Regions from separate parts of the Homo sapiens genome. Here region 2 is linked to region 1. The links are chromatin loops, found by intact Hi-C in ENCODE. Cell type or tissue: ascending aorta. All regions are shown on one strand. Links, peaks and the distances in the headings refer to the core of each region. The heading gives the core; the rest is flanking DNA. Region 1 holds the start of LOC124904095. Region 2 overlaps QTGAL (queuosine-tRNA galactosyltransferase).

Region 1 (15,424 bases), core at 356-8,355:
CGAAGTGGGGTGCCGGACCCTCAGGCTTGGCACCTCTGGGGCTTCAGCAGTGCAGCTCTTGGGCCCTGTGCTGCCGACTCAGCACCTCCAGGGTGGGCCCGGGGCTCAGACCACCAGCGCAGTGAGACATGATGACCAGGGCACCACTCAAAAAGAGAGCAGGCGAGATTGCTTCCCTGATGAAAAGAGAGCAGGCGAGATTGCTTCCCTGATGAAAAGAGAGCAGGCGAGATTGCTTCCCTGGTGAAAAGAGAGCAGGTGAGATTGCTTCTCTGGTGAGGGAGCAGGTTGGTTAATAGATAGCGGGCGAGATTGCTTCTCTGGTGAGGTAGCAGGTTGGTTAATAGAGAGCAGGTGAGAGTGCTTCTCTGATGAAAAGAGAGCAGGCGAGATTGCTTCTCTGGTGAGGGAGCAGGTTGGTTAATAGCAGGCGAGATTGCTTCTCTGGTGAGGGAGCAGGTTAGTTAATAGAGAGCAGGCGAGATTGCTTCTCTGGTGAGGGAGCAGGTTGGTTAATAAAGCATTTAAACAAGAATGATGTCATCTTCACTGCTGGGATCCTGCAGCTAGCTGTGTGTCTGTGGAGGGAGGAGGTGGTTAATGGGCCTGGAAGGCACCTCCTCTTGGTTGCAGCCCTGCTGTGGCTGGGATGGGATGCAGGGTCAGCGTCCTCCTCCTGACGCCTTCCACTGACGGGGCTCCCTGGCCTGGGTCCTGTCGTCTCTCCGGGGTGGGGCGGTGGCGCTTCCCTCCGGCAAATGCACTGCATCCCTGTCCCAGATCCGGAAGACCACGGCCAGCCAGGTGTACGAGACATTGCTCACCTACAGTGACGTCGTGGGCGCGGATGTGCTGGACGAGGTGGTGACTGTGCTCAGTGACACTGCGTGGTGAGTGAAGGCCCTTCCTGCACGGCCACCTGGGCCTGGCACCGCCCCTCTTCCTGTCCCCACCGTGTCTACTCGTCTCTCCCAAAACCCTCTGATAGGAGGAGGAAAGAGGGTTCCCAGGTCTCCACATCCTCTGCTTAGGTTTTACAAGGCAGCCGTGCTGCTGTAGCCGAAACCTCTTCTCAACCGCCCTGTCCCCAAACAGTGTCAGGTGTCAGGAACACAGCAAAGCCATCCATCCCACCAGGGGAGCGGGCACCTGTACCACAAGGCTGTGTCTGGTGGCCTGTGGAGCAGAGGGCACTGAAGGCCTGGCAGGTGCTGCTGCCCCAGACCTCTCTAAAGTTCTCTTGGAATAGGCCGTGTGAGCACCTGTTGGAAATCAAGAGGCACAGGCGGAAATAAGAAAAGCTCTCCCCACGCCTCTGCTCTGATGTCCACCCCCTTCCTCAGGGCCATGAGGCCCTCAGGAGGCCATAGTGCCACTCTCCACGTTTACTTTGGCAGGCACAGTTTCTGCAACATGGGCTGGCTTCTTTACCATGGGTGGAGTAGAATGGCGGTTTTGAAAGATGTGTGTATTGAGTTGGGGGTGGGAGGGTCTGAATGAGAGCAGAGTGGGGAAAGTGCAGGCTCAGGTGTCCTGGGCCAACCGGTATGTTCCTGGGAACAGCAGTGATGGTGTCTTACACATATGGGCATGGGCACCCATGCTGGCTCACACACATGCTCACTTGCACGCGCGCACACACACACACACACACACACACTTCTAAAAGGGGAGCAGTCTCGTCACCCCGTGTTGGAGATCAGGACTGAAGCAACCAGAGGCTGTGTGGGTGTCCACATGGCATACCCGGGGTGGTGGAGTCCCAGGTGTCCTGCCTGTGGATGCTGCTCTGTTTTGAGTGCCGACTGTGAGGGCCTCCGTGCTGATCCCGGTGCGTTGCTACAGGTCTGTGGGGTCCACGCCCCTTGTTGAATCCAGCAAGGACGTAGGTGACGTTCCCTAGGTGTCTCCTCGGAACAGTGACCTTCCAACAGGGCTGGGTTCCCATAGAGCTCACGCACCAGGCAGCCGCTGTGGCCTCGGAGGACAGAGGTGGCCTCTCCAGGGCTTCCGCGAGGTTTTCTGGTTTGGGGAGGAGTGTGTGTCTGCTCCTAAACAAACACGTGGTCCCAGGAGAGGAACCGGGAGCAGCTGGGCTGTCTTCTCAACATGCGTTGAGAGAATGGCCATCTTAACTACTGCTCTGGAGACCCGTTTTTACAATGATTTTTTTAAAAAAAAACACCAAGGTGCATTCTGGACCAGATTCTAAAATAATTGGCTTTAGGACTGAAGAAGCCAGGTGTCCCGAGCGGGGCGAGGCCTCCTCCAGCGAGGCTGGGTCGGGGTGGCCTCCTTTCCTCACATCAGGGAGGGAGGAACTAGCAGGGTGGGCCTGGGGGCTTCTCCTATCGTTTAATCCCCTTTCTGTTAAAAAAAAAAATCCTTAGAATTTAAAGAGAATATTTTAAATTAGAAACGAAAAACATGCCCCAGATATCTCCACAGCATTGCTAGAATTTTTATTTCGCATCAACAGCTAAATTAAAACCTGGAAAACCCTTGTCAGCCCCTCCTTGGCCTCGCTTGGTCTGTCCTCCCGCAGTCCCTGCGCTGGGCGTGGTCCTTCCCGAGGGGCACCCCTTGTTGGGAAGGAACCGTCCTCCTGCGATTCCGGAAAGGGCTCAGGCTCGAGGCTCTGCTGGAGAACGTGCTCCTGTGACGTCTTTTCTGCCCTCAGCCTGGCTATGGATGTCGGGGGTGAGGTCTCCTTTCCCTGACTGCGGCCATGGAAGCTTGACGCGGGACCTCCGCACACCTGAGGTTCTCCGGTGGGCACTCGAGAGACTCACGGCTCTCCCTCTCCTCACAGGGACGCGGAGCTTGCAGTGGTGAGAGAGCAGCGCAACCGTCTGTGTGACCTTCTGGGCGTACCCAGGCCCCAGCTGGTGCCCCAGGTAACCCTGTCACCTTCACAGCATGAGGTGCCTGTGCTTCCCTGAGCTCTGGAATGTTCTGGGGCCAGCGGCTGTGCTTAGCTTCTGCCAGCACGTCCACACGGCCCGTTCCCTCGTCTCATGTCAGGACCCCTGGGATTACGGGACCAGCAGAGCTGCCTTCTCTGGCCACTGCCCACACCTGTGGGCCCCTGTGGCATCCAGGCCACTTGCTCTGGGGCGTTTGGGGGGCCGGGGAGTGGGTGGAGCTGGCACCAGCTTGATCCAGGCTCCTCATGCCTGGCCCTGGGGTCTGTTTGTGCTCCAAGTGCCAAGAGTGCCACCCTACCCCTCCTCATCTGCTTCCCATGAGTGGGGCCGGGGCTGGGTGAGAGGCCCCCAGAAGCTGCCCCTGTGCACCTCACCAGCCCGTCACTCTTCTAAAGTAACAAAAACAAGTACCTCAGTTCTCTCGGGGGCTGGGGCCCAGGGTTGCTGTGCTGTCTCTCTAGTTACCAGGGTTGGCTCCTTCCTCTCAGCCTCCTTCCGGCAGGAGGTTATATCTGAGAGGGAGGAGGAGAACCATGTCTAGATACATGGGGGCAGTGGGGATGGGCTGAGCATCAGGACACAGCCTCCCCCATTTCTGTGTGTGTAAAGGCTGAACTCAACAGCAGACTTTGGAATTAAATGTGCTTTTTACATTTTTATTAGGAAAAATTTCAAACGTGTGAATGCAGGTTAAGAGCAGTGCAGTGAACCTCCCTTCCCGCTCCCCAGATGGGGTGCCCTTCCGAGGACACGTTAGTCATGAGCACCTGTCAGCCACATAGCTCAGGCTGCCGGGTGTGTGGGAAACGGCACAAATGGTTTCCTGCAGGAACCGTGTCAGTCCCCACACAGGGCCCAGAGGGGTGAGGGTCCCCTGGCTGGGAATGGTGTGTGTTGGAGCTGACCAGCCTGAGCTTGTCTTGTCTCTTCTTCAGCCTGGTGCCTGCTGAAGCCAGTCCTGGAGCCCATACCTCACCCCTGCCTGGTGAGGATGTCTTGTTCCTGAGGGAGGCCGGTGTGGAAAGCCTCGCACAGTGGTGCCTCCAGCTGTTGAAGGGTAGCGCTGGCCCTTGGAGGCTGGCACTAGCTGACAGCTTTTCCTCTCTGCACCTGCGCTCTGGTGACTTGGGGTGGACGCCTCTGCCTTCACTTGAACACAAATGTGCTTCCTATAAAATCATGTACCAAGAAGTTCCTGCCTTTTGTCTCTGAGCCTGATGTGTGTAGGGGTGATGGAAAGGCTCACTGCCCAGGGGTCAGCCAGAGGGGAGGTGGGCTGCACTCCTCCTGCCTGGAGACCAGGCCCCCTTCTTGCCTGGTGCTGTCCCTGCTGTGGGAGACGTCTGGCCACAGGCAGTGCCCCACCCAGTCTTGGAGAGAGATGAATGTTAAATCAGAGGTTCAAATGCTAGAGAACTGAGAAGCCCTGGTGGCAGGCATGGTCTGGAGTGCTGGGCAGATGCTGTTTCTGGGCCCGTCTGCCTGGTGGGGGTGCTGTCCTCCCCCCTGTGCACACGTGAGCATCGTGCATGTGGCCCCTCTGCAGTGCAGGAGTCACTGATTGATGGGTGTGCCGACCAGCAGCTTCACAAATGTCTGCTGCAAGGGGAATCGTCAGAGTCCAATGTGTGCCTCTACAGTAATGTCGGAAATAAATACCATTCTTGAAATAATTACACTGTCTTAGGAGAGCCTGGGCAGAGTCCACACTTGGGTTTTTAGGCAAAGGGCAGGAGGCTACCTTTGTCTCTGTGTCTGAGCTCGTGCTGATCCATCCCAAAGCTGGTGAGGGGAACGTGTATAAAAATTTCACTGTGGTAGCAACCCACACCCATCTCTGGGACCTGTGCTGTGCTCATAGGGCTTGAGGTGCAGAACCACGGCCAGCAGCACCAAAGCAGCCCCAGGTGTGGCCACTCAGAGGCCCAAGGGCTTGGGTGAGCAACCCTTTCCCTATGTGAGGAGCCCAGGGGTGCCATGTGCGTGGTGTAGATTAGGGTGGCTCCCTGGCCTGCTCTCAGGTGGGGATGGGGCCTGGACACAGGAACATGGGCAGGCCGAGAACTGGGAGGTGCCACCGCATCTGTGAGGCTTGTGAGGTCACCAGGACCACAAGACCAGGACTGTGACAGTCCGTGCTGTGTGTTTAGCAGACAGCTCTTCACGGGATGTGTGTGACGACCTGGCCACACAGGAGTGTGGGGTTAACACACTACTGTTGTTGTGTTTGACCTGGTGGCCAATGGTCTTTATACCCTAAAAGAGCCTTGGGTTACATTTTTACGAGATTTAAATATTTTATTCCAACCTGTGTAATAGGGGTCTCCTCCTCCTTGAACTGTCCCGATTGGCTGGGGTCACGTGGTGAGGGTCCTGGGTGACCAGGCCTAGCCTTGGCCACATGAGTCCACACAGTGGAAAAGGCTTGGCTCCTGTGGTCGGCACACACGAGACTCTGGTTGCGCCTGCTGGGTGTGGAACAGGCGCACCATCGCCATGCCTGCAGCTCACAAAGCTCCTGCTGGCCTGGGATGCACTGAGGATGGAAGGAACAAGTGGCTTCTGAGAAAAACATGATGAACTGTTCTTAGTGCAATTAAAAGAAGATTCCAGATAAATGGCATTTTAAGACATGGAGGCAGGTCGATTACCCACCCAGACCCATCAGTGACACTATGTGGCAAAGCAGTTCTTCTTTTAATGTCGGTCTAACTTAGCAACCCGAGGAAAGTGGATCACTCCACTGGCCACTGCCTCTTTCCCACTGGATCCCATCCATCACTGGGGCACTTGTGCTCACCAGACACCTGGTGGCCTGGAAAGCCCTCTTTCAGCAGCCGTTTCTGGAGCCCACCAGGGTCCAGGTGATAGAGTTTGGCAAGGAACCCCTTGCTCACATGATAGCTGGGGCAGACAATAGCAAATGAACAAGCAAGCACCATCAAGGCAGGCAACACTGAGTGCTATGAACAAAGATAAAGTGGGCAATGGAATGGCATGTTGGGTGTTGACTCCGAGAAGGTGTTCAGAAAACCTCTCTGAAGGGGCAGCATTTGGGCAGAGGTCCAGACTGTGTCCAATGGCAGAAAAGAGAATGCTTGTGGTCCCAGAAGTGGAGCAAGCTTTGTGAGTTTAGAGAGCAGCAAGAAGCCAGTATCCCTGGGACCGGGGAGCTGATGTGGGATTTGTGTACCCACAAACACGTTCTAGGTGCTAACCAGAAACCCTCCATGTGAGAGCAGAGACCTTGGAGATCCTGAGGGTTTCTGCTGAGCCCTGGAATCTAGTCACGCTATTTTGATAGCAGAATGGATGAGAGAATTTAAGGCCCAGGGCCAGATCTAATGGACCACTATATAAAGCTGGGACCCTAAATAAGTCTTTTTCAAAGGAACAGCAGCAAGACTCTTATCTCAATCTATCTCCCCTGAAGTGGCCTGAATTAATACTACCTGTATGATCCCCAAAACTCCTAAAGTGGAAAATTTGATTGACTTGGCCCTGACCAGTGGTATTCCCAGACAAGGGCAGAAGATGCAAATACAAAACCTCTCTGGTAGAATGTAGGCTATAATATGAGTACATTTTTGAAAAGGGCTAGAAATGATCAAGAAGAGATTAGAAAAAAACAGAGCCCCTAGAAATGTAAGAAGTGAAATGAAAAGCTCAATGGATAGCTTAGACACAGCTGAAGAGAGAATTAGAAAACTGGAAGATCTGAAAACATTATCCAGAGAACTGGAAGATATGACAGCAACATCAAGAGACATTGAAGAATGTCTAACCTTTGGGTAATTGGGGTCTCAGAATGAAATGAAATGATGCAGATATTCCATACTGACATGCAACAGTCCCCAGATACAGAAGCCTAACAGTCTCACATTTAGACCTGCCACAGTGAAACTGCAGAACTGTAAGAAGGACAGAGTGATATAAACGACTACCAATTTCCCAGCAGCAGCACTGGAGTTGAGCAGTGAGTAGACCAAGGTCTTCATTATGCTGAGAGAAAATAGCTGTCAAGTTGCTTGAATTGTGCCCACAGCATAACATTAAAGAAGAGAACAAAATTAAGTCATTTAGATAAAAATATGCCATTCTTATCTGTTTGGTTTTTTAATCTTGGCTTAATATTTGGGGTTGAGTCATTTGTTTTGAGAGCTGTCCTGTTTATTGCAGGGTGTTCAGCAACATCCCAGATGGAAGCAGCATCCCCCTACCCAGCTGTGACAAAAAGAAAAAAAAATGTCTCCAGACACTGCCAAATATCTTCTGGGGGTGCCCCTGGTTGAGAACCACTGCTTTAGTGGATAAACTTTAGGCAGGAGGGAAATGATCGCAGTTGGATAGTTGGAGGAATGTGGAGCAAGGGAAGCAATAAACTGTGACCATAAAAACATAGAAAGATGGCTTATATGTGGATTTTTTTTTAAAGCACGTAGAATTGCTTAAAATGGACAACAGCAGCATATAAATCAGTGGCAGAGTTGGTGGCTGAATTTAGAGCATCTTAAGTCTATGTTCTCCTGGAACAGAGTGCAGATAATTCAGTTATCAGCTTGGCTAGGTGCATGTTGAAGTATTTAGTCACACACAAACAGTTAATGTATGGGGAAGATAACTTCTATACTAGTAGGAGAGAAATGGAACAAGAATAAAAAATACACTATCAAAATATGCAAGAATGGCAAGAGGAAAAGGCAGAACAAGCTGCAAAACACACACACAATTAGAAATAAATATTTTGGGACACAATAAATGTGAATGGATTAAAACCTCTGTTAATGACAAAGTTCTCCAGTTAAAGGAAGGCAAATAGTGTTATTAGGAATAGATTACTATATGATGATTAAAGGCTCAGTTCAACAGGAAGATGATTGATAGAACTTTCCTACATTTGTAACACAGTCTTAGAAGATACTAAAGCAAACATTCAAGAAGAAATTGATCACCTACTACCATAGTGTATTTTATTGAATTGGTACATTTCAATAAAGTGTCATAAGGCACGGTTGAAGGAGAAAAACTTGACCCAATGGACAGTTACAGAACCCAAGTGTGTGTGTGTGTGTACACAGAAATTTTAAAAATGTTTTTAAAAACATCTCTTTAAAAGAAATAATGAAAATTATAAAATATATAATGAAAGATAAAAGTTAATCAAAACAGATAGAGTTCACCTAAAGTGGTGCTTAAGCGATTCTGAAGTCGTGAATTATACATTACAGAAGAAAGGCTGGAAATTAATGAGCTGAACATAAGCAGAGGACTAACTGTAAAGAAAATTAGAATAAGAGCAGAATGAAAAGGAAATGAAACATAATAAAGAAACAAACCCAGATGGTTCTTCGGTGAAAAGACCCACCTGGGAGCAGCTGCCATGGGTCCGTCAGCTGAAGTGAAGGAAGTCCTGGCCCTCCTGCAAGTGCAGTGACCTCAGGTTGTCCTCAAAGGCGCCCCCTGTGAGGTCCTGTCAGGAGCAGCAGATTCAGCTCAGTCCGGTCTCCTGGCTCTAGGAGGCCACTGTGGAGCCTCCTCCAGGGCCAGGGGTTGGGGGTGGCCTGTGTCCACCTGTCAAGTGTTCTGCTCCTCTGCTAATAGCGGAGAGGCTGGAAGGAGACAAAGGCCAGAGAGGGCAGCAGCCGGCACTGCTTGTACCACAGGCCCTGTTGGTCACCAGAGGGGAGGCCCCCCCTGCCTTCTGGCCTTGCCTCTCTACATAAGGTGGCTGACTCTCCCTGGGGGCACTCGGAATGGAATGAGACTAACAGGCAATGCCTCTGCTGTTTGACCAGGGCAGACCCACCTTCCCTCCACACACCCACCCCTCTGCACAGGCCAGGAGTGGGAGGAGGCCCCTCAGACAGAAACTGCATCTCAGAACCATCAACAGCTGCCCCTGTCTGATCTCCTCTGGCCTCTGTCATCCCCACCCCTGCAATGGAGTGAGGGCTGTGACCCCGGGTCCCTGGATGCTTAATCTTGTCCTGTGTGCTGGCCTTGGCCAGGTCACCTACTCTCCTGTATGAGGCCACAGCAGGTGTCCAGAAATGCCTTTCAGACGTGCCCTGCACCCCAGCACCTCCTGAACAAGTTCCTGAAGACAGCCCGGCAGAGTGGTGGACACAAGTCTCTGGCCTCTGGCAGGACAGAGGAGGGACTATGCATTCCTGTCACAGTCCTTGGTCCTTGGGCCCAGCAGGAGGAATCGGAGCTTGGCTGCGCCCCTTACCCCCACCACATCAGAATCCATTACACCACCTACCACTGCTGTCACTCAAATGATGCTGTCACTCAAAGCCATCCTTCCTGGAAAACATTTCCACACACTCTGCCGCTATCTGTCCTTCCTCCCTTGTCTCTCTGCTCTAGAGTTTGCAAAGGAAACACACCTGAGTTCAGGGACCAGGCCAGCCCAGTGCGTGTTGACACCGTCTTAAACAAGACTCTGTTAAAACTAGATGCTTCTGTAAAGCAACATGTTCCATTAGGAGAATGAAAAGGCAAACCACAAAATGGAGGAAGACATTTGCAAAACATTAAACCAACAAAGTCGAGCAGCCAGAGGTGTAGGGGACTCCTACAGGTCAGGAGAGACGCAGCGTGCAGTAGGCCGGTGGGGAACCCTGATGAGAAACACCGCCAGAGAGGAAGGAACTCCAGTGTCCAGCGGGCACGGGGGGTTGTTGGTCAGACTCACACCTGAAACCACCATGAGAACACACTCCCCAAACGGCTGGCGACCAAGTGCCCAGCCCAGTGTGAGGGAGCCGAGCAGCTGGGCCCTCTGGCTCTGGGCATGTTCCTGGGCATCATCCAGAGAAGCTGAGGATGCAGCCACACCCACGACCTGCCTTCCACTCCCAGGATTAGACCCGAGGCAGGGATGCTCACGCAGGAGGACACAGCGTCCTTGCAAGGGCAAACCGGGAACCACTGCCCACAGGCCTGGGTCCTGGCGTGGCCTCTGGGTGGGGTGGCGTTTGCACACGGGACGTGGAGAAAGTCCACACCATGCACAGCGATACGCACACACCCCAAACACGTGGAGTGAAAACCAGATGCGAGAACACAGACACTGGATTCTGCTCACATGAACTACAAAAATAGGATAAATTAGACTATGGTTTAGGGATGTGTTCACGCACACGCCATGAGGGTTGGCCCTGCCAGGTGCCAAATGCACGTTCACAACCAACATAGACGGCATTTCGTTCCTGGAAAAGCAGTGATGTAAACGATGTTGGGACAATTATCCAAATAGAAAAATTGGCATCTGTAATCAAAAGAAATTCCAGTTGTATCAAAGATGTAATTAAAAACTAGAAATCCCAGAAGCAAAATGGGACAATGTTGTTTTTTAAATTTCACAACCAGGAGTGATTGTCTTAGAATGAATCAGACTCCATAAATGAAAGTCACTTAATTTGATTATATCACAATGGCAAAAATACAAAAATATCAAATGGCAGGAAAATTTGCAGCATGTCGGAGAGTTTTCCTTATGAAAAATACTGACCAATAGAAAAATGGGCTAATGAAAATAATAATTTACTGAAGGGGAAATAAAGCAGTTTATAAATATGTGAGAAGATGCTTTCCCTCCCTTTAAGGGCACGAGGCAGGTGCTCCATCGCTGGTGGGTTGGGTTGGCACAGCAGCTGCGGGTGGTGAACAGCCAGACTGGGATTGAATGTGTGTGCTCTTTGACCCAGAAATTTTTAGAATTTATTCCACACAGAGCCACTTGAGCGAAATTATGTATATATACAAATACTGCAGCAGCATTTTAAACAGCAGATGATTAAAAATGGCCAAAAGGTACATCAGTAAGTAACTGTATCACAAATGCATGAAACATCCATATAATCGAAGAGCGGGTGTTTTAGTGACAAACGTGAACCTTGGGTTTCTCTTTACTCTTCCAGCTAACGGTGGAGGAAGGCACAACAACAGTGCCACCGAGGTGCCCTGAGACCCGCAAGCTGCTCCCGCCAAACGGAATTGCAGGGGAGCCTGATGCGGCCTCGGTCTGACCACCTCTCAAAAGGATGGAGCAGAACACGCAAAACCACAGGGAACCGGTCGGCAGAGTGCAGGATACACAAGCCCATTCTTCAGCTGAACTAAGAAAAGAGCGTCGGCGTCAGGGAGACAGAAAGGTCATGTCGTAAAGGTCACACGGACGCTGCCGGGTTCCAGCAAGCAAACTTAAAACATGAAGCAATTTATAAGGCAATTAGGAAGATTTGAACATCGATGGGATATTTGGAATTCTGTGGTGGGATGGTGGTTTTATGGTCCTTTTAACAGTTTTTATCTCCTTGAGATAGGGAAATAATAATGGATGAAATTAGGCTAGAATGAGTGCCACAACACCAGCGTGGGGATTTGGAGGTGTGGAGGACACATAAGATGGACACGCTTGCTCCAGGGATGGGTACATAGGGCTGGTTTCCTGTCACTTTGCTAATATGGCTCAAATAAGCTGGAAATTTCCCTGAATAGAAAAGTCACAGCAACAGTAGAGCCCGGGGGCTCCAGCGGCTTCACACGGAATAACCTCCAATCTACACACGTGAAAAGAGCAAGAGATGGAACAAGCATGTGCTGTGAGGCCACACTGCCAGCTGCCCCTGGAAGAACAAGCAAGAGACAGGTGACCGTGGGGGCTCTGGGCCCTCCAAGGACACAGCGTGTGCAGGACAAGGAGGAACCTCTTTTCCCATGCTCAGCCGGCTCCCTGGGAAGGGTTTTCACCAAGTGCCTTGGGGTTCATATGAGTGCCCCAAGATAGTAGTGACACCACAGGTCACCATAACACATACGATAACAGTTTGACATATTGCGAGAATTACCACAAGGAGACGTGGAGTGGGCATGCTGCTGGAAGAGCGGCACTGACGGGGTTGGAGAGGGGGTCCCTGAGAAGTAGATCCTGAAGAGGCTGTTTCTGAAAAACTAAACCAGATTCGTGTAGAATTTGCATTTTATAACTGCTTCTCGGAGCCTCCCGTTTACTCACCTAAATGTCCCCGGTAACTTGGACAACGGTTATTCAAAGGTTTTCATTACTTTGCTCAGATCCATCAGAGCAATCACTATCTTTGGCGGCTACGGCCTTAGAAAACGTCTTTCTCCAATAAGACTGGAAAGTTGGAATGACTCCTGGACCCACGGTCTGCAGAACGGATGCTGTGTCAGCACAAAAACACGAACCCCTCGTACATCAGCCTCAGAGCTCCTGGGTGACCAGGTGCACCGTCAATGAGCAGTCGTATTTTGAAAGGAATCTCCTTTTCTGAGCACTGGGCCTAACGGTGGGCTTACACTATTCCATCAACCGTGCTGTGCACAGATGTGCTGCCACCTGGGCCTTGCCGTTCCATTTCTAGAGCCACAGGCAGAGCAGATTTAGCCTCATTCCTAAGAATCCTAGGATTCTCAGAATGGCGACCACTGCCTTCAACTTAACCCATTTATGGCTGAGGTTGCAATTTTTCGAATTTTTGCAATCAGATCTTGGCAGTGACCTTAAGCAGAATATAAACTTGCACATGCTTAGCGTTCCAATAATGGAACACTAGGCATAGATGGGTTTTAAAGTCACGGCAAAGAGTCAGACTGTCTTTTGAAGCTCTGAAGCCAGGCATTGACTTCTCCCTACCTATGAAAGGCCTGCATGGTGTCTTCTTCCAGTTCAAGGTTGCTTCCTCTACACTGAAGATCTGTGGTTGAGTGCGGCCACCTCCATTGTGACCGTAGCATGATCTTCTGGAGAGCCTGCTGCCTCACCTCACACTCATATTACGGAGACGGCTTCTTTCCTTAAGCCTTGTGGGCCAACCTCTGCTAGCTTCAAACTTATGTTCACAGCTTCCTCACATCATTCAGCCTTCACAGAATTGAAGAGAGTTGGGACCTCGCTCTGTATTAGGCTTTGGCTTAAGGGAATGTTGTGGCTGGTTTGATCTGTCAGACCACTAACACTTTCTCCCTATCCGCACTATCATTTGTGTGTTCACTGGAGGACCACTTTTAATTTCCTTCAATAACTTTTCCTTTGCATTCACAACTTGGCTAACCGTTAGGCTGAAAGCTGGGCCTCTCCTGCCAGTCGTGGCTTTCGACATGCCTTCCTCACTAAGCTTAAACATTTCTAGCTTTTGATTTAAAGCGAGAGACGTGCGACTCTTCCTTTCACTTGAACACTTAGAGTCCACTGTGGGGTTATTAGTTAACCTAATTTCAATGTTGTGCCTCAGGGAATAGGGAGGCCTGAGGAGGGGTGGGGTGGGGGGGAGCGGGGAGGCGACAGCTGCTGTCAGAACATTCGCATTTTATCAATCAAGTTCACTGATTCATATGGGCGCCCCGAGATAGTAGTGACACCACAGGTCACCGTAACACATACAGTAACAGTTTGACATATTGCGAGAATTAACACGTGGAGATGGGGAGACGTGGAGACGTGGAGTGGGCGTGCTGCTGGAAGAGGGGCACTGATGGGGTTGCTCTCGTGGGGCTGCCACACGCCTGTAATTTATAAAATGCACAATGAAGTGCAATAAAATGAGGTGCGCCAGTAGTTGCCAGAAAGCTGTGCCCAAGAGGCTCTGCTCACGTTGTTCTGCCTGGACTTGACTTGGATTAGTTGTGTGACAGCTCATCACAGGCCGGGCAGTGTAGACCAACACACGCTGGCCTCACGGCTTCTGCGGGGCAGGAACCGTGACCCGCCCTGGTGTGGCGTGCTTCTAGCTGTCACAGGTGCCCATGTCTGTGTGTCCCCCACAACCCCCCAACAGTACCGCTTGGGGCCTGGCTCACTCTATCAACCACTCACCCGTGGTTATTTACCAAGAAAATGCAAAGCAAAAAAAGCAGGGGTTGCAATCCTAGTCTCTGATAAAACAGACTTTAAACCAATGAAGATTAAAAAAGACAAAAAAGGGCATTACCTAATGGTAAAGGGATCAATGCAACAAGAAGAGCTAACTATCCTAAATATACACACACCTAATACAGGAGCACCCAGATTCATAAAACAAGTTCTTAGAGACCTACAGAGAGACTTAGGCAACCACACAATAATAATGGGAGACTTTAACACCCCACTGTCAATATTTGAGACAGAAAATTAACAAGGATATTCAGGACTTGAACGCAGCTCTGGACCAAGCGGACCTAATAGACATCTACAGAACTCTCCACCCTAAATCAACAGAATATACATTCTTCTCAGCACCACACAGCACTTACTCTAAAATTAACCACATAATTGGAAGTGAAACACTCCTCAGCAAATGCAAAAGAACAGAAATCCTAACAGTCTTTCAGAACACAGTGCAATCGAATTAGAACTCAGGATTAAGAAACCCAAAATCGCAGAACTACATGGAAACTGAACAACCTGCTCCTGAATGACTACTGGGTAAATAACAAAATTAAGGCAGAAATAACGAAGTTCTTTGAAACCAATGAGAACAGAGAGACAACGTACCAGAATCCCTGGGACACAGCTAAAGCAGTGTTAAGAGGGAAATTTATAGTGCTAAATGCCCACATCAGAAAGCAGGAAAGATCTAAAATCGACACCCTGACATCACAATTAAAAGAACTAGAGAAGCAAGAGCAAACAAATTCAAAAGCTAGCAAAAGACAAGCAAGATCAGAGCAGAACTGAAGGAGATAGAGACACAAAAATCCCTTCAAAAAAATCAATGACTGGTTTTTTGAAAAGATTAACAAAATAGACCACTAGCCAGGCAAAGAAAAGAAGAATCAAGTAGACACAATAAAAAAAGATAAAGGGGCTGTCACCACTGATCCCACAGAGATACAAGCTACCATCAGAGAATACTATAAACACCTCTATGCAAATAAACTAGAAAATCTAGACGAAATGGATAAATTCCTGGACACATACACCCTCCCAAGACTAAACCAGGAAGAAGTCGAATCCCTGAAAAGACCAATAACAAGTTCTGAAATTGAGGCAGTAATTAATACCCTACCAACCAAGAAAAGCTCAGGACCAGATGGATTCACAGCCGAATTCTACCAGAGGTACAAAGAGGAGCTGGTACCATTCATTCTGAAACTTCCAAACAATAGAAAAAAAGGGACTACTAACTCATGAGGCCAGCATCATCCTGATTCCAAAACCTGGCAGAGACACAACAAAAAAAATTTCAGGCCAATACCCCTGATGAACACTGATGTGAAAATCATCAATAAAATACTGGCAAACTGAATCCAGCAGCACATCAAAAAGCTTATCCACCATGATCAAGTCAGCTTCATCCCTGGGATGCAAGGCTGGTTCAATATACGCAAATCAATAAACATAATCCATCACATAAACAGAACCAAAGACGAAGACCACATGATTATCTCAACAGATGCAGAAAAGGCCTTCAATAAAATTCAACACCCTTAGTGCTAAAAACTCCCAATACACTAGGTATTGATGGAACGTATCTCAAAATAATAGC
Region 2 (15,424 bases), core at 4,120-12,119, 51 kb after region 1:
CCTTGGTAATCGTCAACATCTGGCAGGCACCTCCACGCCCCTCCGCCCCCACCATACGCTGCTGGCTGGAGGCTCCCGTGCAATGCCAGGTGTGTTGGGAGAGGACAGGCTATACCCACAAGCTGGGCTGGAAGTAAGGAAATCGCTTTAAAAGCAGGAAAACAAATTCGCTTCCCCACGCTTTAACCACTGGTACCTGTAAGAGGCCATCAATGGAATATTCATCTTCTCCAAATGTAAAAAGTAAATCTAAATGGAAGAAGGTCTTTTTCTTCCCCCGCTTTTCCGCGTGACACAGGATGTTATGGAATAGAACTTGAAAGCTGGTGAAGCAGATTTGATGCGGAAAGCAAAGCTCATCAAGGAACCCTGATCACTGTGAACTCACTTAATGGAATAGTTGATGCCGTCATCATAAACAGCACCAACGTTAGAAGCCAGTGATCCTTATACTAAGGTTTCAGTTTTACTGCAGATCAAAATTACATTTTCAAAATTCAGAAAGCATTTCATTACATGGTGCGATCACAAGAAATCCGTAATGTTGGGGCGTATTACTCCCACAACCTCGCTATTAGAGGTGGACGTCCTGGCACCCCTCATGGGGTGCAGAGCACCTTTCTCCTCTTGGACTGAGGTGTGCAGCTGGCTGCCCCCGCTCCTCCCTGTCCCACTAACCTGACCATACCCCCACGAGGCAGAGTGCCTTTCTCCTGCCCTGGAGTGGGGCTGACACAGTCTCGAACACCATAATCCAGGATGTTGAAATCCTGAAAGATCAAAATCCCTAAAGTCTAAAATCCCCCAAATCACAATCCTGAAAAATGTAGTTCTTGAAAAAATAATTTTAAAAATTCTTTACCCCATTTACCCTAATATAGTTATTACACTTTGCATGCCTTTATCAAAATATCTCATGTGCTCCATAATTATATACACCTACTATGTGTCCATAAAAATTTAAAAAATTCTTTATCTCAAATGTTAGCGAGAAAAAGGAAAAAATAAATAATGATTTGAAAGACATTTGCTTACAATTTTAAAAAGAAGACTTATTTGAGAAATGTACAAAAACATGACAGCATGCTTCATAGGCCACTTTACACAATAAAACAGACAATACTAACACACACATTTTTACAAGCATAAACACTCAAGTACACTAATGACAGTCACATGGGTATAACGGTTAATGAGCAGATGAACCGTATTCATAAAGAAATAGCTCCTGTCATCTGAAATATTCTGTTGGACAACCTAAGTCTTTGGACAAGATCCATCAAAAACCATGATGGTTGTATATGTGTGGTTTTATTTCTGAGATCTCTATTCTGTTCTGTTGGCCTATGTGTCTGTTTTTGTACCAGTACCATGCTGTTTTGGTTACTGTAGACTTGTAGTATAGTTTGAAGTCAGGGAGTGTGATGTCTCCAGCTTTGTTCTTTTTGCTTAGGACTGTCTTGGTTATACAGGCTCTTTTTCAGTTCTACATGAATTTTAAAGTAGTTTTTTCTAATTCTGTGAGGAATGTCAATGGTAATTTAATGGGAATAGCATTGAATCTATAAGTTACTTTGGGCAGTATGGCCATTTTCACGATATTGATTCTTCCTATCCATGAGCATGGAATATTTTTCCATTTGTTTGTGTCCTCTCTTATTTCCTTGAGCAGTGGTTTGTAGTTCTCCTTGAAGAGGTCCTTCACCTCCCTTGTTAGCTGTATTCCTAGGTATTTTATTCTCTTTGTAGCAATTGTGAATGGAAGTTCATTCATGATTTAGCTCTCTGCTTGTCTACTGTTGGTGTATAGGAATGCTTGTGATTTTTGCACATTGATTTTGTATCCTGAGACTTTGCTGAAGTTGCTTATCAGCTTAAGGAGCTTTTGGGCTAAGATGATGAAGTTTTCTAAATATAGGATCATGTTGTCTGCAAACAGAGCTTCGACAAACCTGACAAAAACAAGTAATGGGGAAAGGATTCCCTGTTTAATAAATGGTGCAGGGAAAACTGGCTAGCCATATGCAGAAAACTGAAACTGGAGCCCTTCTTTACACCTTATACAAAAATTAACTCAAGATGGATTAAAGACTTAAACGTAAAACCCAAAACTACAAAAACCCTACAAGAAACTCTAGGCAATACCATTCGGGACATAGGCATGGGAAAATATTACATGACAAAAACATCAAAAGCAATTACAACAAAAGCAAAATTGACAAATGGGACCTAATTAAACTAAAGAGCTTCTGCACAGCAAAAGAAACTACACCATCAGAGTGAACAGACAAGCTATGGAATGGGGGAAAATTTTTGCAATCTGTCCATCTGACAAAGGTCTAATATCTGGAATCTACAAGGAACTTAACTTTACAAGAAAAAACAAACAACCCATCAAAAAGTGGGCAAAGGACATGAACAGACACTTCTCAAAAGAAGACATTTAGGCAGCAACAAACATATGATAAAAAGCTCAACATCACTGATCATCAGAGAATTGAAAACCAAAACCACAATGAGATACCACCTCAAGCCAGTCAGAATGGCGATTTTTTAAAAATCAAGAAACAACAGATGCTGGCAAGGCTGTGGAGAAGTAGGGATGCTTTTACACTGTTGGTGGGAATGTAAATTAGTCCAACCATTGTGTAAGACAGTGTGGTGATTCCTCAAGGATCTACAACCAGAAATGCCATTTGACCCAGCAATCCTACTACTGGTACATACCCAAAGGAATACAGATCATTCTATTATAAAGGTACATGCACGCGTATGTTCACTGCAGCACCATTCACAATAGCAAAGACATGTAATCAACCCAAATGCCCATCAATGATAGACTGGATAAAGAAAATGTGGTATACCATGGAATATTATGTAGTCATAAAAATGAATGAGATCATGTACTTTGCAGGGACATAGATGGAGGTGGAAGCCATTATCCTCAGCAAACCAAAACAGGAACAGAAACCCAAACACTGCATGTTCTCACTCATAAGTGGGAGCTGAACAATGAGAACATATGGACACGGGGGGAACAACACACACTACGGCCTGTTGTGGAGGTGGGGGAAGGGAGGGCATCAGGAAAAATAGCTAATGCATGCAGGGCTTAATACCTAGGTGGTGGGTTGATGGGTGCAGCAAACCACCATGGCACAGGTTTGCCTATGTAACAAATGTACCCCCCATTCTGCACATGTATTCTGGAACTAAAAAAAAAAAAAAAAAAAAAGATGGTTACCACCACATACACATTCACCCCAAAAGCCAAGATCTCAAGAAATTTCATCTTTCATAAATGCAGATGTACAAAAAGGACATCTTTTCATTTACTAAGGAAGTTTCAACGTTTTTACGGACATGCACAATGCTTACAAAGTCAACATTGTTGATAGTGCACCTTTGTGGAGTCGAATTTGCAAAAAGATGCATAAATGAATTACAGCTCTGTAAAAGAAATGATGCAAAGGTGAAACACAAGCATAGTGATTGTAAAACATAATGCTGACAATTTAAAATAGAAAAAACAAACAAAAATAGAAAAAATTACAAACAATAAAAAACTAAACAGAAAATCTGATTTATGAAAAAGTATACCACAGGAGTATATTACGGGCAATTGCACAGAAACAGTCCCTAAGAGCTGGCTGACTTTCACAATCATTAAGTGTATTTTGAAGGTTTGCATCACAATGGATAACCGCTTTCTTTTAAGACATGGCTTCCTTGGAGAATGAGCTCACATTCATCTTCTCTGCGGCACTGCTCTTTTTGAAACTCCTCTGTGATTTGACACACACCAGGATAAGCCTTCTCCTTACATTTTCCCGTCTTCCATGCTGTGCTTCTGTGTTGTTCTGGGTACGTGGATATGCATTCTGCATGCCCTCTTGTACAGACCCCAGGTTTAATACAAACCATACTGGTGATGGAACAGAACACTGTTGTGTAAGTGTCTTCTTATCCTACTATACACACAATTATTTTGAAGCAGTCAGTCACTTTGCTGGTTTCTTTGGGCAAATGTGGCCATGATTCCCTAAAAGCTCTCAGTGTGTGATCAGCTGGGAGGAACGCCAACGCAGGCAGTGTCATCAGCAGGAACGCCAACACAGGCAAGAGACTCGCCATCGTAGGCAAGAGACTCAACTCATTTTTAAACGGAAGTTTCTGTCACTGCCATATCACGTGGCCAAGCCACTCATCTGGATTTTGCACCAAATGCATTGGACTGAATGGAAAAAACAAACTTTATTGGTAACAACTTGAAATTCACTTACAGAAGACTTGATGGCACCTAATTCCAAATCCATCATTATAGTTTGGGGATTCAGTTAGATGCTAGGAATTTTAGATTTGGGGATTTTGATCTTTAGGGATTTCAAATTTCAGAATTACAGCACTGGAGATTCTGTCTTCCAGGACTGTGACAGGCACTGGTTGAAGCCCTAACCCCCTATTTGAGGTATTGTGGAAATGGGGCCTCTGGGAGATGATTAGATTTCACGTGAGGGTGGGGCTCTACTGGGATCAGTGTCTTTATAATAAGAGACACCACAGAGCCTGCTCTCTCTCCCTCTGTCTCTGCCATATCAGGGTTCAGAGAAAAGGTGGGTGTCTGCAAGCCAGGAAGAGCCACATCAGAAAGCAAGCCCTGCCAGGTCTTGATCTAAGACTTTCCAGCTTCCAGAATTGTGAGAAAATAAATTCTGTTGTTTAAGCCACCTAGCCTCTGGCATTTTGTTATGGCAGCCTGAGCTGATTAAGATAATAATCCAGATCGTAGATGAAAATTAACTAAAAAATGGATTGTAGATCTGTATGTAAAACCCAAAACTATACACTTTTTAGAAGAAAACAGGAGGAAAACTTTTGTGAACTGGGTTAGCCAAAGATTTCTTAGATACAACATCAAAACCACATCCATGGGCGGGGAGTGGGGAGCAAGGTGGCTGATATGGTTTGGCTGTGTCCCTACCCAAATCTCATCTTGAATTGTACTCCCATAATTCCCACGTGTTGTGGGAAGGACCCAGTGGGAGATAACTGAATCATGAGGGCAGTTTCCCCCATACTGTTCTCATGGTAGTGAATAAGTCTCACAAGATCTGATGGTTTTACATGGGGTTTCCGATTTCGCTTCTCTCTCATTCTCTCTTTGCCTGTCGCCATCCACGTAAGCTTGGTCCTCCTTGCCTTCTGCCATGATTGTGAGGCCTCCCCAGCCAAGTGGAATGCAGATGCAGCTTAGATCGCAACACTCAAGTCCTACTGACTACCTGGAAAGCCTTTCCAAGAAGGACAGGTACGAACAAACATAGACTGCAAAGACTATATGACAAATACCTATCTCTGCAATGCCCAGACACAGATGAACATCCATAAGCATCAAGACCATCCTGGAAAACATGACCTTACCAAATGAACTAAATGAGGCACCAGGGACCAATCCTGGAGAAACAGAGATATGTGACCTTTCAGTCAGAGAATTCAAAGTAGTTGTTCTGAGGAAACTCAGAGAAATTCAAGATAACACAGAAGGTATTCGGAATTCTATTTAAAAAAATTAACAAAGAGATTAAAATAATTAAAAAGAAGCAGAAATTCTGGAGCTGAAAAATGCAGTTGACATACTAAAGAATGAATCAGAACTTTTTAATAGCAGAATTGATCAAGCAGAAGAATTAGTGAGCTTGAAGAAAGGCTATTTGAAAATACATAGTCAGAGAAGACAAAATAAAAAAGAATAAACAATAATGAAGCATGCCTACAATATCTAGAAAATCACCTCAAAAGGGCAAATCTAAGAGTTATTGGCCCTAAAAAGGAGGTAGAGAGATAGGGGTAGAAAATTTATTCAAAGGGATAATAACTTCCCAAACCTAGAGAAAGCTATCAATATCCAAGAATAAAGAGGTTATAGAACACCAAGCAGATTTAACCCAAAGAAGACTACCTCAAGGCATTTAATAATCAAACTCCTGAAGGTCAAGGATAAAGAAAGGACCCTACAAGCAGCAAGAGAAAAGAAACAAATAACACAATGGAGCTGCAATATGTCTGGCAGCAGACTTTTCGGTAGAAACTTTACAGGTCAGTCTTTCATGCCTAGGAGAGGATGGCATGACATATGTAACGTGCTGAAGGAAAAAACTTTTACACTAGAATAGTATATCCAATGAAAATATCCTTCAAACATGAAGGAGAGATAAAGACTTTCCCAGACAAACAAAAGCTGAGGGATATTATCAACACCAGACCTGTCCTACAAGAAATGCTAAAGAGAGTACTTTAATCAGAAAGAAAGGGATATTAATGAGCAAAAAGAAATCACCTGAAGGTACAAAACTCACTGCTAATATGAGTACACAGAAAAACACAAAGTATTATAATGCTGTAACTGTGGTGTGTAAACTACTCTTAAGTGAAAGACTGAACAATGAACCAATCAAAAAGAATAACTATAATAACTTTTCAACAGATAGTACAATAAGATATAAATAGAAACAACAAAAAGTTAAAAAGTGGGGGACAAAGTTAAGGTATAGAGTTTTTATTAGTTTTCTTTTTGCTTGCATGTTTGTTTATGCAAATAGTATTAAGTTGTTATTAGCTTAAAATAATGGGTAATAAGATAATATTTGTAAGCCTGGTGGTAACCTCAAATAAAAAATATACAATGAATACACAAACCATAAAAAGCAAGAAATCAAATCATATTGCCAGAGAAAATCACCTTCACTAAAAGGAAGACATGAAGGAAGGAAAGGAAGAGGAGAATACCAAAATACAACCAGAAAACAAATAACAAAATGGCAGGAGTAAGTCCTTATTTATCAATAGTAACATTAAATGTAAGTGGATTAAATTCTCCAATCAAAAGACATAGAGTGGCTGAATGGATTAAAAAACAAGACCCAATGATCTGTTGCCTACAAGAAACACACCTGGCTTCTAAAGAAACAGGCTTAAAATAAAGCAGTGGAAAAACATACTCCATGCCAATGGAACCAGAAAAGAGCAGGAGTAGCTATACTTATATTGAGGGTCTATCTCAGATGAAATAGATTTAAAGAAAAAAATTATGAGACAAAGAAGGTCACCATATGATGATAAAAAGGTCAACTCAAGAGAATATAACAGTCATAAATATATATGCACCCAATATTGTAGCACCCAGATATATAAAGCAAAATATTATTAAAGCTAAAGAGATAGACCCTCAATATAATAACATCTGGAGACTTCAACACCCTCTTCAACACCTTCAATTTTCAGCACTGAACAGATTTTCCAGACAGAAAATCAACAAGAAACATTGGACTTAATCTGTGCTACAGACCAAATGGACCTAATAGATATTTACAAAATATTTCCTCCATTGGCTGCGGAGTACACATTCTTTTCCGCAGCACATGGATCATCCTCAAGGACAGATCATTTGTTAGGTCACAAAACAAGTCTTACAACATTAAAAAAAAAAACACCTGAAATAATATCAAGCATCTCCTCTGACTACTAAAATATCTAGTTTTATTTAATGGACTAAAACTAGAAATCAATAAGAGGAATTTTGGAAACTATACAAACAATGGTAATTTAACAATATGCTCCTGAATGACAAGTGGGTCAATGAAGAAAGTAAGAAGGAACTTAAAACATTTCTTGAAACAAATGATAATGGAAACACAACATACCAAAACCTATAGGATATAGCAAAAACAGTACTAAGAAGGAAGTTTTAAATAGTTATAAGTGTCTACATCAAAAAAGAAGAAAACCTTCAAATAAACAACCTAACAATGCATCTTAAGCAACTAGAAAAGCAACAAACCCAAAATTAGTAGAAGAAAATAAATAACAAAAATCAGAGCAGAAATAAATGAATTCAACATAAAGAAAATACAAAAGATCAATGAAACAAAAAGTTGGTTCTTTGAAAAGATAAACAAAATTGATAAACTTTTAGCCAGACTAACAAAAAAAGAGAGAACACCCAAATAAAATCAGGGATGAAAAGAGAGACATTACAACTGATACTGGAGAAATTCAAAGAAATTAGTGGCTAGTATGAGCAAGTATACACCAATAAATTGGAAAATCTAAGGGAAAAATTTAGAAAAATTAGAAATAAATCTAGGGGAAGAGATCTAGAAAATCTAGGAAAAAAAATCAAAATTCCTAGACACATACAGCCTACCAAGACTGAACCATGAAAAAATCCAAAACCTAAATAGATCAATAACAAGTAACAGGGTCAAAGTCATAATACAAAGTCTCCTAGCAAAGAAAAGCCTGGGACCCAATGGCTTCACTGCTGAAATCTACCAAACATTTAAAGAACTAATACCAATCCTACCCAAATTATTCCAAAAAATAGAGGAGGAAGGAATACTTCCAAACTCACTCTACAAGACCAATTTTACCCTGATACCAAAACCAGACAAAGACACATAAAAAAATTAAAACTATAGGCCAATATCACTGTAACCACTGAAATCCTCAACAAAGTACTAGCAAACCGAATTCAACAACACATTAAAAAGATCATTCATCACGACCAAGTGGGATTTATTCCAGGGATGCAAGGATAGTTCAACATATGCAAATCAATTAATGTGATACATCATGTCAACAGAATAGACACAAAAACCATATGATCAATTCAATTCATGCTGAAAAAGCATTTGATAACATTCAACATCTCTTCATGATTAAAAATCCTAAAAAGCAAGGTATAGAAGGAACATCCCTTAACATAATAAAAGCCATATACAAAAGATCCACAATTAGTATCATATTGAATGAAGAAAAACTGAAAGCCTTTCCTCTGAGATTGGGAACATGACAAGCATGCCTACTGTCACCACTGTTATTCAACATTGTACTGAAAGTCCTAGCTAAAGCAATCAGGCAAGAGAAATAAAGGGCATCCAAATTGGAAAGGAAGAAGTCAAATTCTCCATGTTTGCAGATGATATAATCTTATATTTTAAAAAAACCTAAAGACTCCACCAAACAACTATTAGACCTGATAAACAAACTCAGCAAAGTTTCAGGATACAAAATCAACATACAAAAGTCAGTAGCATTTCTTTTTCTTTTTTTTTTTTTTTGAGATGGAGTCTCACCCTGTCACCCAGGCTGGAGTGCAGTGGCATGATCTTGGCTCACTGCAACCTCTGCTTCCCGGGTTCAAGCAATTCTCCTGCCTCAGCCTCCCAAGTAGCTGGGATTACAGGCATGTGCCACCACGCCTGGCTAATTTTGTATATTTTAAGTAGAGACGGGGTTTCGCTATGTTAACCAGGATGGGTCTCGATCTCCTGACCTCATGATCCACCCACCTCGCCCTCCCAAAGTGCTGGGATTATAGATGTGAGCCACTATGTCCGGCCATCAGTAGCATTTCTATATGCCAACAGTGAACAATTTGAAAAAGAAATCAAGAAAGTAATCTCATTTACAATAGCTACAAATAAAATAAAATATCTAGGAATTAACTAAAATAAAAGAGTGAAAGATCTCTACAATGAAAACTATAAAACACTGATGCAAGAAATTAAAGAAGAGTAATCTCATTTACAATAGTGATAACTAAAATAAAATGCCTAGGAATTAACTCAACCAAAGGAGTGAAAGATCTCTACGATGAAAACTATAAAACACTGATGCAAGAAATTAAAGAAGAGTAATCTCATTTACAACAGTGATAACTAAAATAAAATTACCAAGGAATTAACTCAACCAAAGGAGTGAAAGATCTCTATGATGAAAACTATAAAACACTGATGCAAGAAATTAAAGAAGGCACCAAAAAAATGGAAAGATATTCCAGGTTCACGGATTCGAAGAACGACTATTGTTAAAATATCTATACTACCCAAAGCAATCTATAGATTTAATGCAATCCCTATCAAAATACCAATGGCATTCTTCACAAAAACAGAAAACACAGGCTGGGTGCAGTGGCTCATGCCTGTAATCCCAGCACTTTGGGAGGCCAAGGCAGGTGGATCATGAGGTCAGGAGTTTGAGACCAGCCCTGGCCAATATGGTGAAACCCCCTCTCCATTAAAAATACAAAATTAGCTGGGTATGGTGGTGCGCACCTGTAGTCCCAGCTGCTCAGCAAGCTGAGGCAGGAGAATCACTCGAACCCTGGAGGCAGAGGTTGCAGTGAGCCGAGAACGCGCGACTGCACTCCAGCCTGGATGACAGAGCGAGACTCTGCCTCAAAAAAAAAAAAAAAAATAGAAAACACAACCCTAAAATTTATATGAAACCACAGAAGAACCAGAATAGCCCCAGCTATCCTAAGCAAGAGGAACAAAATTGGAGGAATCACATTACCTGACTTAGACTACAGAGCTATAGCAATCAAAACAGCATGGTACTTGCATAAAAACAGACACATAGATCCGTGGAACAGAATAGAGAACCCATAGATAAATCAATATATCTACAGTGAACTCATTTTTGACAAACATGCCAAGAACTTACATTGGGGAAGAGATGGTCTCTTCAATAAATGGTGTTGGGAAAACTGGATATCCATATGCAAAAGAATGAAATTAGACCCCTATCTTTCACCATATGCAAAAATCAAATCAAAATGGATTAAAGACTTACATTTAAGACTTCAAACTATGAAACTACTGAAAGAAAACATTGGGGAAATTCTCTAGGACATTGGACTGGGCAACGATTTCTTGAGTAAGACCCCACAAGCACAGGCAACCAAAGCAAAAATGGGCAGACGGGATCACATCAAGTTAAAAAGCTTCTGTACAGCAAAGGAAACTATCAACAAAGTGAAGAGACAACCCACAGAATGGGAGAAAATATTTGTAAATTACCCATCTGACAAGGGATTAATAACCAGAACATATACAGAGCTCAAACAACTCTAGGAAAAATAGAATAATCCGATTAAATGTGGGCAAAAGATCTGAACAGACACTTCTCAAAAGAAGACAAATAGCAAACAGGCACATGAAAAGGTGCTCAACATCACTGATCATCAGAGAAATGCAAATAAAACATACAATTTTTCTCATTCCAGTTAAAATGGCTTTTATCCAAAAAATCAGTCCATAACAAATGCTGGTGAAGATGTGAAGAAAAGGGAACCCCTGTACAATGTCGGTGGGAATGTAAATTAGTACAACCACTATGGAGAACAGTTTGGAGGTTCCTCAAAAAACTAAAAATAGAGCCACTGTATGATCCAGCAATCCCTCTCCTGGGTATATGCTCAAAAGAAAGGAAATCAGTATATCAAAGAGTTGCCTGCACTCACGTATTCACTGCAGCACTATTCACAATAGCCAAGATTTGGAAACAATCTAAATGTCTATCATCACATGAATGAATAAAGAAATGTGGTACATACACACAATGAAGTGTATGAATGAGATCCTGGCATTTGCAACAACATAGACGGCACTGGGGGGTCATTATGTTAAGTGAAATAAGCCAGACACAGAAAGACAAACTTCACATGTTCTCGCTTATTTGTGGGAGCTAAACATTCAAACAATTGACCTCATGGAGATAGAGAATAAAAGGATGGTTACCAGAGGCTGGGAAGAGTAGTGGGTGGTGGGAGGGAAGTAGGGAAGGTTAATGGGTTTAAAAAAAAAAATATATATATATATATATCTATATCTATCTAGATCTATCTATCTATCTATATCTATATATAGATATATATCTAGATATATATAGTTACAAAGAATGAATAAGACCTAGAATTTGCTGGCACAACAGGGTGACTATAGTCAAAATTAGTTTAACTCTACACTTAAAAATAACTAAAAGAATATAGTTGTATTGTTTGTAACACAAAGGATAAATGCTTGAGGTGAAGTGACGGATACCCCATTTACCCTGATGTGATTATCATGCACTGCATGCCTATATGCAAATATCTCACATAATCCATAAATATACGTACTTACTATGTACCCACAATAATTTAAAAAAATTTTAAATCTAAAAAAGCATGTCCATAAAAGGAAAATAGATAAATTGAATTTCATCAAAAATTACAACTTTGTTTGTTTTGTTTTGTTTTGAGACGGAGTTTCACTCTGTCTCCCAGGCTGGAGTGCAGTGGCACAATCTCGGCTCACTGCAAGCTCTGCCTCCCGGGTTCATGCCATTCTCCTGCCTCAGCCTCCTGAGTAGCTGGGACTACAGGCGCCCACCACCATGCCTGGCTAATTTTTTGTATTTTTAGTAGAGATGGGGTGTCACTGTGTCAGCCAGGATGGTCTCAACTGCCTGACCTCATGATCCACCCACCTTGGCCTCCCAAAGTGCTGGGATTACAGGCGTGAGCCACCATGCCTGGCCCAAAAATTACAACTTCTACTCTTTGAAAGACATTGTTAAAAGAATGAAAAGACAAGCCACTGACTCAGAAAACATATTTACAAAGTCTGACAAAGGACTTGTGTCTGGAATATATAAACAACTCTTAAAATTCAACAATAAGAATGCAAACAATTCAACACAAAAATGGGCAAAGGATGTGAACAGACACTTTACCAAAGAAGATACACGGATGGCAAATACATCTACGAAAAGATGTTTCACATTATTACCCATTTGAGAAATGCAAACTAAAATCACCACGAGATACCACTACATACCTACTAGATTAGCTAAAATTAAAAAAAAAAAAAGATCATATCAAGAGTTGGCAAGGACATGGAAGAACTGAATTCTCATACATGGCTTGAGAATGTAAAATGGTGCAACCAATTTGGAAAGCACTTTGGCAGTTTCTTTAAAAGTGAAACACATCCCTACCATATGAACCAGCCCTTCCACTTCTAAGTATTTTCCCAAGAGAAAAGGCTGGACATATATTCACTGTCATGCACACACAAAGGCTTGTACATATGTTCACTGTCATGCACAAAGGCTTGTACATATGTTCACTGTCATGCACACACAAAGGCTTGTACATATGTTCACTGTCATGCACACACAAAGGCTTGTACATATGTTCACTGTCATGCACAAAGGCTTGTACACAAATGTGCAAGGAACTGGAACAACTCAAATGTCCATCTACAGCTAAGTGGGTAAACAAATTGTACATCCACACCACAGAACACAGCTGACCCCTGAACAATGTGGGGGTTAGGGGTGCTGACCCCCTGCACAGTTGAAAATCCATGTATAAGTTTTAACTCCCCGAAAATTTAACCACTAATGCCTTCCTGTTGATGGGAAGCCTTACCGATAACATCAACGGTCGGTTAACACATATTTTGTATGTTATATGTACTATATGCTGTATTTTTACAATAAAGTAAGCTAGAGGAAAGAAAAGCTTATTAAGAAAATCATAAGGAAGAGAAAATACATTTATGGTACTGTACTGTATTTATTGATACCCTAAGTTCACGTAGTCTGTTTACAAGAATCATCTGTCTGAAATGACCACAGCTGCAGCCCTCAGTCTACAGTACATAGCAAGGAATTCAGCTTTTTCTTGTAATGTCATGACTTTTCTCTGCTTTTTGGGAGCACCTCCAGCATTACCAGTGGCACTGTGTATGGGTCCTAGGGTGTCACTCAAGGTTTATAGGATCGCCTTAAACATGATTAAAACTGTGTGAAAACTGTGAGAGGTCACTGGTTTTTTTTGTTGTTGTTTTTTGTTTTGTTTTGTTTTTTTGAGATGGAGTCTCGCTCTGTCGCCCAGGCTAGAGTGCAGTGGCGCGATCTCAGCTCACTGCAACCTCTGCCACCTGGGTTCAAGCGATTCTCCTGCCTCAGCCTCCCATGTAGCTGGGATTACAGGCACCTGTCACTGTGCCTGGCTAATTTTTGTATTTTTAGTAGGGACGGGGTTTCACCATCTTGGCCAGGCTGGTCTCGAACTCCTGACCTCATGATCCACCTGCCTTGGCCTCCGAAAGCGCTGGGATTACAGGCATGAGCCACTGCGCCTGGCCGAGAGATCACTTTTTTACTGTGATTTGTGATTTACTGGAGGGAGGAGCTGTGCTTGCGGAGATGATCAGCCTCACCCAGCGTTTTAAGCACTCACAGCACCTGAGCTCGCGGCTGTGCCGGCAGGAGGGGTTTGTAAAACATCAGTCGTGCAGCACGCACTGCAGTGAGTTTTGTGCAGTTGTGATTCATTTCTGCATCCCTACATTTGTTTAATTTCTCTAAACTGTGAAAGACCCCATATGTGGTCTATAAGTGTTTGTATGCATGTTAAGTTTTGATAAATTTTAACTTTTTATAATAGATTTGTGTATAATTTTTGGTATTACATGATTTAAAAACACTAGCATCACTATATATTTTATGTACTCATGACACATCTTTTTGTTAGTGTTTTCAGTATTCCTAGGCCATGCTGTTTGTCTGAAAGCTTTTCCAAATTGTTACACATCTCCAAAAACCTCTCCAATACACTTGCTGAGAAAAACCCAAGTGTACGTAGGCTGTGCAGTTCCAACACACTGTTCGAGGGTCACCACTGCTGTGAGCGAGCCACGCATCTGGACCCACAGTAATTATGCTGAGTGAAGGTGGCCAGACCAGTGAAGCACACAGCACATGACTGCATTTACCTGAGCCTCCAGCAAATGTAAAACTGCTGTGCAGGCAGAAAGTGGGTCATGGTTGCATGGTGTGGGGAGGGCTCCGGGATGGACAGGAGGAAACTTGGGGTGTTGGATATATGTGTTCACTGTGTTGACTGTGGTGGGTCACTGGGGTACAGACACATGTCAAAACCGATCAAACTGTACATTTGAAATAGGGGCCATTTGCTGTATGTCAGTTATACATCAACAAAGCTATACATCAACAAAGGTATACATCAACAAGACAAATGGACAAATCACTGTAAATCCCATAAAGCCTCTAGCTCTAAGTACTACTTTGCAGGAACTCCAGGGACAGAGGAATCTGTTAAATGAGACCAGGGAGATGCAATCAGCAGAAGTCGGACTACTGAAAGCACCGATGGCAAATCATTCAACATCGTCCACAACATAGTCAAGGAAAAGGAAGACGGAGGAATCTGGATATTTAAAGGGATTTATCAACAACTGCAATGTATGCACCTTCTTTAGATCTCAATTCAAACCAGAAACTGTGAAGAAAAAAGGAAGAAGATGAGAAAGTGGACAAGGAGGAGAAAAACAGAACTTTATGAAACAGAAAGTCCCAGGAAGGAACACTTCGGCATCCTTCAAGTCAACACAGGGTGTAGGACTCCATTTACGTAAAATTCCAGCAAACGTAAACCAGTCTATGGTCACAGAAAGCAGAGGGGCGGGCGGGGTGGGGGACGGGAGCCCCTCTAGGTGCTGGGTGTGTGACCTGCACACAGAGACATCTGAGAGGAACAAGTGGTGGGTTTGCAGTAACATCGTTTTTT

Evidence for each region. Hi-C counts contacts between places; a loop is a spot of excess contacts. Peaks named below come from ENCODE experiments on the same cell type or tissue, not always from the same donor. Only the 100,000 strongest peaks of a DNase experiment are listed, where the experiment ranks them.
Region 2: it touches region 1 in a loop (8-fold over the local background); 2 of 110 quality-filtered maps call a loop at or near these places.

Annotation. Positions count from the first base shown.
Region 1 is chr17:82,938,587-82,954,010 of GRCh38, forward strand. It overlaps TBCD (tubulin folding cofactor D), which reads left to right. Exons shown (of 39, transcript NM_005993.5): 37 at 781-890; 38 at 2,813-2,897; 39 at 3,863-7,328. The coding sequence ends at 3,877. QTGAL (queuosine-tRNA galactosyltransferase) reads right to left here. Exons shown (of 13, transcript NM_001009905.3): 12 at 8,293-8,397; 13 at 3,563-5,463. The coding sequence ends at 8,317. It overlaps LOC124904095, which reads left to right and starts at 2,904. Exons shown (of 1, transcript XM_047437261.1): 1 at 2,904-3,491. The coding sequence starts at 2,920. The coding sequence ends at 3,468. In ascending aorta, for the core only: no CTCF peak of the experiment used is centred there; no DNase peak of the experiment used is centred there.
Region 2 is chr17:82,986,282-83,001,705 of GRCh38, forward strand. The region is part of intron 6 of QTGAL (queuosine-tRNA galactosyltransferase); the gene reads right to left. Among named protein-coding and RNA genes, the nearest start is that of QTGAL, 58 kb to the right of the region's middle. RefSeq lists an enhancer at 1-126. In ascending aorta, for the core only: no CTCF peak of the experiment used is centred there; no DNase peak of the experiment used is centred there.